Regions from separate parts of the Homo sapiens genome. Here region 2 is linked to region 1. A link is a loop called in an ENCODE intact Hi-C map of the cell type or tissue named here. Cell type or tissue: heart right ventricle. All regions are shown on one strand. Each heading gives the region's core, and the rest is flanking DNA. Links, peaks and the distances in the headings are about the cores only. Region 1 has its middle 48 kb from the start of TSKU-AS1. Region 2 overlaps CAPN5 (calpain 5).

The links. A loop is a pair of places that touch in the nucleus more often than their neighbours do. Peaks named below come from ENCODE experiments on the same cell type or tissue, not always from the same donor. Only the 100,000 strongest peaks of a DNase experiment are listed, where the experiment ranks them.
Region 2: a loop joins it to region 1, with 3.0 times the contacts of the local background. A loop is called at or near these places in 18 of 110 quality-filtered maps.

Annotation. Positions count from the first base shown.
Region 1 is chr11:76,731,956-76,737,323 of GRCh38, forward strand. No RefSeq gene overlaps it. Among named protein-coding and RNA genes, the nearest start is that of TSKU-AS1, 48 kb to the right of the region's middle. RefSeq lists a silencer at 2,034-2,133. In heart right ventricle, for the core only: a CTCF peak has its summit at 2,148 (motif pointing right); no DNase peak of the experiment used is centred there.
Region 2 is chr11:77,080,755-77,086,122 of GRCh38, forward strand. It overlaps CAPN5 (calpain 5), which reads left to right. Exons shown (of 13, transcript NM_004055.5): 2 at 4,098-4,297. The coding sequence starts at 4,133. Among named protein-coding and RNA genes, the nearest start is that of CAPN5, 16 kb to the left of the region's middle. In heart right ventricle, for the core only: no CTCF peak of the experiment used is centred there; a DNase peak (open chromatin) is centred at 2,257; H3K4me3 peaks cover 571 bases; H3K27ac peaks cover 1,362 bases.

The sequences.
Region 1 (5,368 bases), core at 182-5,181:
CATCACTGGGTCCCCAGGACCCTGCCTGGCATATATTAGATATACAATAAGTATATGTTGAATTATTAACCCCATTTGGTGGATGAGAGAACCAAGGCACAGAGGGGTTATTGCTTGCCGAAGATCACACAGCTCTGAAGTGGCAGAGCTGGGATTTAGAGCCAGGCACTCTAGCTCCAAAATTCATGCCTTCAACTCCAATATGTTCTGCTTTTTAATTAACATAATGTCAGTCAGGCGTGGTGGCTCATGCCTGTAATCCCAGCACTTTGGGAGGCCGAGGCGGGCGAATCACCTGAGGTCATAAGTTTGAGACCAGCCTGGCCAACGTGGTGAAACCCCGTCTCTACTAAAAATACAAAAATTAGCCAGGTGTGGTGGTGGGCACATGTAATCCCAGCTATTCAGGAGGCTGAGGCAGGAGAATTGCTTGAACCCAGGAGGCGGAGGTTGCAGTGAGCCAAGATCATGCCATTGCACTCCAGCCTGGGTGACAGAGCGAGACTCCATATCAAAAAATAGAAATAAAAAATAAAAATAGTGTCAACCATTTCCCCAACTTTTCTTTTTACTGGAAAGCATTTCCAAACTTTTTTCTTACATAGGTAATAACAATGACATGACATAAGTAGCACTTGTCTATGGCCCTGGAATATAGTCTCATCTCACTGGAGCCTCATTAGAACCTCTACAGCGTAAGGCTCAGACGAACAATGGCCTTTCCTGCCCTGTTCATTGCTGTACCCCCAAAGCCAAGCCTAGTGCATAGTATATACACAATAAATACATGCTGAATTAGTTAACTTTACAGATGAGGAACTGGGATTCAGAGAGCTGATTCTTGCTCAGGGTGACAGAATCAGTAAATGACAGAGCCCTGATTTGAAACTGGTCACTCTGTCCCCAAAGACTATTTCTACTGCATCATGCTCCTTGGCCTTTCTGGGTTTCAGTTCCTCACCAGTTAAATGGGAATCCCAAGGCTCCTTAGAGTGTCTGTCATGACAAAGGATATAATGGAAGTGAAGGTGCTCTGCCAAGAGGAAAGGGACACATGGGTTGGGGGAGGTCTTTCTTGTTTCTTTCACTGAGGCCTCTGCAGGGCCTAGTGCAGGGGAGGAGCTGGGGATGCTGCAGTGAGAGAGAGGATGATGCCTACAGGACATGAGTAAAATTGAGATGGATGGATGGACAGATGGATGGATGAGTGGATGTAGGGATGGCAGATGGATGGATGGGCAGGTGGGTGGATAGATGAAAGGACAAATGGGTGTATGGATGGATGGATAGATAGATGGGTAGATGGACAGATAGTGTCTTAGTTCATTTTGTGCTGCTATAGCAGAATATCACAGACTAGGTAATTTAGAATGAACAGAAATTTATTTGGTTCATGGTTCTGGAGGCTGAAAAGTGCAAGACTGAGGGGCCGGCATCTGGTGAGGGACTTCTTGCTGCAGCACAACATGGTGGAAGGCATCTCATGGCAAGAAAGAGCATGCAGGTGAGAGAGAGGCAAAAGGGGGCCAAACTCATTCTTTTATAAGGAACTCATAATAACAACCCATTCCCATGATAATGGCATTAATTCATTCATGAGGGCAGAGCCCCCATGAGCTAAGGCCTCATCTTGTTAAGGCCTCACCTCCCAATATCTCCACATTGAGGATCAAATTTCCAACATACAGACTTTGGGGGACACATTCGAACCATAGTAGATGGAAAACTAGATGGGTGGATGGAAGGCAGATGGATCGGTAGGTGGATAAGCGAATGCAAGGATGATGATGGATGGATGTGAAATAGACATTACTGTCCAGTGTGGTCTCAGGCTGGTATTTTTTATTTTTATTTTTATTATACTTTAAGTTTTAGGGTACATGTGCACAACGTGCAGGTTTGTTACATATGTATACATGTGCCATGTTGGTATGCTGCACCCATTAACTCATCATTTAACATTAGGTATATCTCCTAATGCTATCCCTCCCCCCTCCCCCCTCCCCCCACCCCACGACTGGCCCTGGTGTGTGATGTTCCCCTTCCTGTGTCCATGTGTTCTCAGTGTTCAATTCTCATCAGGCTGGTATTTTAGTCTTTATCCAGCAGAGGGCACCAAGGCTCCAATAATTGGCCTACGCTGGAGTTTCTTGGCAGTAGAAAGCTGCCTGCAGGAGAGCACACCTGGAGTCAGAACCAGGCCCAGCCTGCAGCTTGTGGGCAGCTCAGGCAGGTGATAGGCTCAGGACACAAAGGACCAAGTTAGGGTCCTGGGGTGCAGGGGCATAAAAAACACAGGCTTAGGGTGTGGTGGCTCACACCTGTAATCCCAGCACTTTGGGAAGCCGGGGCAGGCAGATCACTTGAGGCCAGGAGCTCAAGGCCAGCCTGGCCAACATGGTGAAACCCCATCTTTACTAAAAATACAAAAATTAGCCGGGTGTGGTGGCATGCACCTGCAATCCCAGCTACTCAGGAGGCTGAGGCAGGAGAATTGCTTGAACCCGGGAGGCAGAGTTTGCAGTGAGTGGAGAATGCAACACTGCATTCCAGCCTGGGCGACAGAGTGAGAATCCATCTAAAAAAAAAAAAAAAGCACGGGCTTAGGGACAGACCCTGGCATCTCCCTCCTGGAATGGGGCCTCAGGGGCCCCATTTTCCCCTTTGAGGAAATAGGTGCACCTTCTGGGCTTGTGGTGAGGATGAAATTAGATGCTCGAGAGGGAAAGTTTGGTATGCTGGGGGCCCCTGACACAGGTGAGGTATCTGAGGCTGAGAGGCCTGCATGACTTATTCTAGGCCACCCAGTAAGTGCGAGATAAGAGGTAAAGACAGCCTCTGAAGCTCCAAATGAGATTTCTATAAAAATAGAGAAAATTCTATTAGAGTAAAAGTGGTTCCTGGGGAATCAAGACAATTTGTGGGGTCAGGGGGGCTGCTCTGAGGCTGGAGACGATTGTTGGAGACCCTGGGAGGCTGAGTTACATCCTGAGCCTGTCCTGCCACCTGGGGTGGATACTAAATATGCACTTAGCACCCGACCAGGAGCCCCAGGTGCAAGCCGGTAGTGTGGGAAATTATCATTTTAACGTGAACTTGACTTGCACCTCCCACAGTGACTGGATGTGAATTTGCCATCTTAACAGAGTGTTTCAGGAGGCTGAGTTTTTCCTTTGGGGTTTATTTTATGTGTTGCTGTCACTCCTGGTCCCTGCCAGGGATTTATCACAGGGACCAAGCCTGTTTTGAATTGCTTCAGAATGAGCTTGTCGGCAGGCAGCATCCTGTAAAAGAAGCCAGGCCCAGTTCCAGACAGCTTCAAACAGAGAAAGAATAAGCAGAGAAAGCCAATCTCAGGTTTCCCAGAAGCAAGTGGCTGTGCTGAGCAGAGGGAGGGTCCAGCCCAGAGCACGAAACAGCGGACTAGCATTGGGTAGAGAGCTGGTCCCCTGGCTTGGTGAGGGCCAGCCTGGAGACTGGTAGAGGGACCCAAATTTGGGAGGGAGATAGTACTTTCAGTTTGCCCTTTTTGTTCTCATAAGGCAGCATTCAGAACTTGCCGCGGCACTGCAGGCCAGTATAGCCTTGAGCAGGACAGACCCACTGTGGTCTAAACCCACTCCTGGTGGGGCTGCCGCCTGAGACCACCTTTGTGTTTCAGCTGCCCCCAATGTAGTGCACCCAGAGTGAGTTAACACCCTCTGCCACCTGGAGGGTTTGCCTCCTCCACCTGAAGCACATGGCCCCAGCTCCCTGTCCTGGGCTCAAACGTGGTCTTTGCATTCATCCCTGATGAAGTTCCCCTGAGAGCATTCTGCTCATTAGTCCAACTTGTTGAGTCTCACACCTTCATGCATCTGTGGGCTCAACATTTTCTGATCTCCTGGTCTGTGCCAGCTCTGTTTTTGATACTGGTGAGACAAAAGAGACTGCTATAACCTGATGGGAAAGGCAGAGGTTTGCAACCTCGTGGAGGGTACGAGGCACAACAGGAGGTGCGAACAACCGGCTTTGGAAGGGGATCCTGTGGTCTGGCAATTCCTATCCTCACTATCCTCACGCATGGTGCAGGTTGATGAGCTCGCCCTCTGCGACCTTATCGCAATCTCCAGCTACGTGGTGGAGTGAGACAAAAGCAACAGACGGCAGGCTGGAGAGGACCTGCAACTGACAGAGAGCCAGCAGCAAAGAGCAAGGAGCAGATGGAAGAATCCAGAGACCTGTGAGCAGCAATGCGATGAGAAAGGGAGCTGCTTTTGTCAGCGGGGCTCCTGCCGGTGTCTGGAGGGCATGGGGCTGAGAGTTTGCAGTCTGATGCACTGTCAAATTATTCTCCATGGCCCCAGTGCTGTTCCACAGTGGACAGGCATGTGCAAGCCTACTTCCAAAGGCCCAGGAAGCTGAGAGGCCGAAGAAAGAGGCTGACATATCCCCTTCCTCAGAAGAAACATTTCAGAGGGACTCAAAGAGAAGCCACGTCCGAGAGACAAACTGGTGGATTCCTGAGCCATTCCCTTCCAGACCCAGGGCTTATCTACCATAGGGAAGGAATGTGTACGACAGTTATAGGGAAAGGCAGGAATGCTCTGTGAACCTGCCTAAGGAGAGGATTTAGGGTCAAGGTTTTTTTGGCCTAAAGGCAGGATTTACAGTACATAGTGCTCTTATACAAGGAATAGTAAATAAAGTAGAAATCTTAGAGGCCTTCCTTGACTGGGGTTCATCAGAAGTCATCATGGCAGATTAACATGTAAAATGGAGCGGCTTTAGCCCCCAACAAATGCCCAAACAAGGCAGACTTGGCACAATGTTTGCAGCCTTCACCACAGGCTGGCGGTGAGACCGAATGTGCAGAGCCGACACTAGGCTGTGGAGACCCGAGGGCCCGGCAGGCTCCCCTGTGCAGAGTTCCAGGGCAGTGGGATGGGGAAGGAGGCAGCTCCTCCTCCGTGCTGATAAACCACCAGTGTGGGGCACCCCACAGGCAGGCCTGTCACACCTCACTCTGACATCTGGGGCCACCCTCTGGGGGCTTCGTGCTTCCTTCATGGCTGTGCCACCTGTGATGTGCCTGCCCCCTAGACCTGGCTCTAAAGGCTCAGCCCTGCCACACCTCCCACCCTGAAAATGCCAGGCCCAGAGCCTTTGGTCAGAATCCGACTCTGACGTGACCCCTGGTGAGATGGCAGATCTCACTTACTTTATTTCTGTTGTGTCTTTTCCAGGACTGGGACCCACTGTCAAAGGTCGGCTTCTGCAGGCTCCTTCAGCTCCTCCTCCCACTGGCAAATCTTCAACATGGGTAGTCACAGTAGGCAGAGGACATATGGGCAGGCCAGACTTGTGCTGGGCTGAAAATTCTGCCTCT
Region 2 (5,368 bases), core at 108-5,107, 350 kb after region 1:
TCATCTGTCACCTTAGAGGCTGGAACCCAGTAGGGCTCAGAGGAGGCTTGCTGATTGACAGCAGCTCAGAGGGGTTCCCACCTTGCCCAAGGACACACAGCAGCTAAATGATGCAGTTGGGATGCAAACTCAGATCTGACTGACCTGCCAGAAGACTGGGTTCCTGAAGCTCCCTGGTGAGCACCCCAGCCCCCTCATTCTGACCCAACTCAGAACTTCCACTCTTGGTCCACAGAGGCCTCACTGTGCAGGCTGGGTCTGACTCACCGCTGCCCTGGCCACAGGAGGAGGAGGGCTGATACCAGTGAGCCTTCCCTGGAGATGATGGCCAGCTAAGCCATTTTGTAGATGGGAACATCAATGAGCTTGTCCAGAGTCTGCAGCCTCTTATGCAGATCTCAAGCCTCCAGACTCCGTATCCTAGGCTTCTCAAAGCAGGGCCCAGGTTAGCACTGTGCTCATTTTAGGGGGTGCCCTGAGGTGGTAATAAAGATGTCTTTCATACCTCTGAGCCTTTGCGTGAACTGTTCCCTTTGCCTGGAATGGCCTTTCTCTCCTGCCTCTGTGGCCAGGCCTGTGTGGAGGCTTCCCTGCTTTCCTCTTGCTGGAACCTCTGAATGACACATACTTCATTTGGCCTTATGTCTGTTGGCTACACTAGACCAACTCCGACAGGAACCCCAAGTTGTGGTAGCCCCCCCATACCTGGCGGGGGTCTGGACACATCGTGGGTGAAGCCCAGATGTCGACTGCCTGAGACTGTCAGTCCTCAGGGCACAGAGCATGAAAGGATACAGAGTGCTGCTCTGCATGGTGGGGTCTTGTTTGTTCCTCACAGTGGCCCAGAGGCCCTGGCACATTGTCTCTTCCAGACAAGGACCATGCAGACCAGTGAGGTAATGCGGCCTGCTCAGGACAGCGGGGGCCTGGGTCGAGGCTCAGGAGCTGGAGGAGGGCTGGGCCGCAGCAGAATGTGCTAGGGCTACAGTCTGGATAGTGGGGATGTGGGCACCGGCTGGCACCCAGCTGTCAGGGAGGGGAGGAGAGGAGAGCCAGGCCTTCCCCAGGGTGAAGGGGTGGGCCCTGCTGCAGCAGACCTGAGTGCTGGCGTCTGTGATGTGGAAAGCTGATTCCCCTTGGGAGCCTCCGCCACTCTCTGAGCCTTTTTCTCTTCTTGAAGGAATTCCTCCTGCACTCACCTTTGTTGGTTCATGCAACATAACTCCTCAATCCCTGGAGCCCCACATTGGACCCTGGGATAGAGAGAGGAGCTGGACACAGCCCCTCCCCTGGAGGGGCACAGGGTAGGCTGGGGAGGCAGACAAGTCATGTGCAGATGGGATACAGTGTTAACAGGTGCTGTCCCAGGGGCACCAGGATGGCAGAGGAACAGTGTGTGCAGAGGCCCTGAGGGAACAGTCTTGTGGGAGCTGCGAGGAGCTCCGAGCCCCAGAGCTTCAGCCCAGGGTGGAGAATGGTGGGGATGAGACTGGCAGGAGGAGGGAAGAGGGCAGGCACACAGGGCAGCTGGGAAGCTCAGGTGGTCCTGAACCCCACCCAGGGGTCCTGCTCGGCCCAAACAGCTAAAAACACCAGGGAGACAGGAAGTGCTACGGGCCTAAGCTCAGGCTCAGAAAGAAAAGGCCTGGGTGGAGCAGCTTGCCTGCCTCCTGGTCTATCCGTGGCCTTCAGTGCTCTGCCTGGGGCTAGCAGAGGAGACCTGACCCTGTCGGGGTGTTGGCCCCATAGATACAGTGGGAGGTGACCTTGGGGCAGATGGAGGGTGCAGAGGGGCAGTCTGTGCAAGGGCCGGGGCCAGAAGAACCTCACATAAGTAGGCCAAGGTTAGCCTGGCAGGCAGGTGAGGCTGGAGGGATGGGGCAACGGTATCAGGCCCTCAGCCAGCCAGGCCTGGCCCTGTGCAGCCCCTGGCCCAGCCGAGCTCTCCCTTTATGGCCTCCACCTCCCTTCCATCCTCCCCAGGAGTGGACCCTCCCAGCAGCGTTGGCCCCTTCCTAGCCTGGAGAGCAGCCAGACCCTCTTTCTCCACCAGCCTGGCTGTGTGCCCTGGGCGAGCTTCCTCTCCCTCTCTGGACCCTCTAGGCTCAGAAACACTGGAATTGCAAGAGCTGATTTCTGGGCTCCTGCTTTCAGCTTCTCTGATCTAATTCTTGTAGCCTAAATTGCTTCCTGAACTGACCCTGCCGGAAACCCGTGGTGCTAATGCTGCTCCTCGGTGACTCTGCCAGAAGCCTGAAGCCCGGAAGCTGGCTCTGTGAGCTCCTCCCCTCTCTCCCTCAGACCTCCAAGGCAGGGAGAATGGGTGGGAGGGGGCAGGGCTGCTGGCCTCCGTGGGCAGAGGGGCAGCCAGAGAAGTTAAGTGGTTGGCCTGAGGTCACACAGCAGCACTCCAGCAGGCCCAGTATGGATATGGGGGCAGAAGGTGAAGTGGCTTGGGTGCAGAGCAGGGGACAACTGCTCTCAGCTCCCTTGGCAGGTGGGGGGACAATGGCCCCCTTGCCCTCCCTGCTGTCCATCTGTGCCCATGCTCACTGCCCGCGCTCGCCTCTTTCCTTTCCTGTCTCTCCCTTCCCTCTTTCCCTCCACATGAGGCCCCAGTGAGGCTCCAGCTCAGCCACGGTGTGTGGGGAGACCCTAAGTGAGAGCGGCAGGGTCATACAGCCAAGGCGGTGGCACTAAAGTCAGAGGATCTGGGTTCCCGTCCGGACACCAGGTTTCCAGGGGAGCTTGGGCAGGTCACCTCACCTCACTGAGCCGCAGTTGTATTTTGTGAAAGCTGGCAGCCGTGTGCCCACCGGCACTGTTGGCAGGCAGTACACATGCACCTCTGGCCAGGGAAATGGGGCGTCTCTTGGGACCACTGGGTGTCTTGGCCCCTTCCCCCTCACTCCTCTTCCCACTGGCATGCTTGGCGGGCTCCTCAGCCTTCAGTTAATGGGTTGACTCCTTCCAGGAGGTGCAGCAGCACTGTGTAATTCCCATCACTGAGATGAGAAAACGGGCTCAGAGAGTTCACATGACCAGTTCAACGTCACCCAGCAGGAGGGTGGTACCACTGGGGCTGGCACTCACACCAGTCTTGATCTCAGATATCACTCCCACAGCCAGCCTGCCTTGCCTTGGTTTCCCTCAGGGCTGGGCTGGAAATTGTGGCCTTTACCCCAAAAGGATTGCACTGTTACCCTGGGCAGGCCCCAGGAAGAGTAGATCGGGGACTGTGGAGCTGCACCGCAGCCCAGATGGAGTTTGAGGGATGGGGGCGTGGATCATAAATGGGGTGGTCACTCAGGTGCTTGGCCGTCCGAGCATCTCTCAGCGCACCTGATATGCAGGCCCTGCCAGCCGCTGTTCCTTGCCCTGCCCTGCCCTCCACTCCCAGAGGCCTTCCCTGACCATGTTGGTCCAGTCTGTGTCCCTTGCACTTGGTCAGCACATTGGTGCAAAGTTCAGGGTGCTTGGCTGGGCCCACCTGGGCCCCTGGGGAATGGAGGGAGGGTTAAGGAGCCATGGGCCTGCTCTCTACAGAATTAGAGACGCCTATTCCCAAGATGCTGTGAGGAAGGCAGCATGGTGCGGGGAGGACCGGAGAGAATGAATGAATGATGCTGAGAGGGGTACCTGGGGCAAGGTTTTCCCACACCAGGCAGAAATGTGCCACTCTCTAGAGGTGGGGAGGGAAACCCAGAGGCACACGCTGCTTTCCTGTGGGAGACACACCAGCCAGGGAGCTGGCAGGGCTGGCCACTGGTCTGATTCCGTCTGAGGAGGTGTAGGGAAGGCTGGTCAAACAAAGGAAGGCAGGGAGGTAGGTGCGGTGTGGGCCAGGCCTGAGCTCTGTGTGGCCTGTGGGCCTGGTATCGCCTCTGAGCTTCAGAAACGAGAGAATCCAGTCTATGGAGTCAGGCCGGTCGGTGTCTGTCCCACTCTGCTGTATACCAGCTGTGTGACCTTGGGTAGGCTCCACGCCTCGCTGAGCCTTCCGTGCCTGTGCCATGGGGCTGATGATGTCCGCTTCACAGGGCACATCAGGGACCCAGGGACTCTGTGAGTGACCGTCTTCTTGCCTTCCTGTCCAGGTGTTCCCCCTCCCCTCCCTGGGGCAGCAGCCACCATGTTCTCGTGTGTGAAGCCCTATGAGGACCAGAACTACTCAGCCCTGAGGCGGGACTGCCGGCGCAGGAAGGTGCTCTTCGAGGACCCCCTCTTCCCCGCCACTGACGACTCACTCTACTATAAGGGCACGCCGGGGCCCGCCGTCAGGTGGAAGCGACCCAAGGTCAGTGTCTGGTCCCAGCTGGAGCTGGGTGAGCGGGCCCAGGCCCACCCACAAGGCTGGGCCTGCAGGGACATCGGGGTGGTGGGAGGAGGCATCCCTGGCCCCAGGCTGCTGAGAAAGTGAGGGTGCTGAAACGGTGGGATTTGATCCGGATGGGGAGCTTGGAGAATGGGCTGTAATCCTGTGGCCACCACTGGATTGGTTGAGGCCCAGCCAGGCCTTCACCCTCTCAGGGCCTCCACTTCCTCACAGGAAAAATGGGGCAGTAACCTCAGCCCCGCTGAGGGTCATTTTTGGAATAAAAATGGGGTGATGTGGATATGACCATTTTTGATAAAATGTAGATTGACATCCAAATGTAAGGAATTTACTTTCCTGATTGTTATCATCATGATTTTGAAATAGTCATTTGTGGTAGAAATGAAAAGTATTTATTATGATGATTAATCAATAATAATAATAATTGTAAAAAGATAGTAGTACCTACCTCATAGAGTGGTTGTGAGAATTAAAAGAGGTAATGCATGCAAAATTCCACTCACAGCCTGGCAGCCAGTACGGGACCATGGATACTGATAATGATGAACAGGTGGCGTCTCTCCGACCACTCCTTTTGGTCCCTGAGGCTAGAGTGTGTTACACAGAAATGTTTGGCCTCCTGGTGTGATTTCATCCCCTTGAACCCCGATTCCTGGGTGTGAGGGTGGGCTGGGGAGGGGTTCGCTGCTTGTCTGTGGGTCCTGCAGAATGGGGTCCCTGGTGGCCTGGGTGGAGGGGAGGCTGCAGGAGGTTACTCTCCCTGGCCTCCAGGGCTGTGCTAGTGACACTGAGGGTCGTCCCCTCACAATGCGGGAGACCATGCTGCTGTCTCAAGGATGCTCCAGGCTGGGAGGAGGCTGTGACTCCCGCAGCCCAGTAATCAGAGGAGGTGTCTTGGAGGTGAAGGGTGATGAGGTTTTTGCCCAAAGGGCCAGGTGGGAAAAGGCAGAGGGAATAGAAACTCACAGGTGGGAGCCCCTCAGGCTCATGTGGGCCTGTGGAGAGCCATGCCTGGGGTGGCAGATCTGGGGC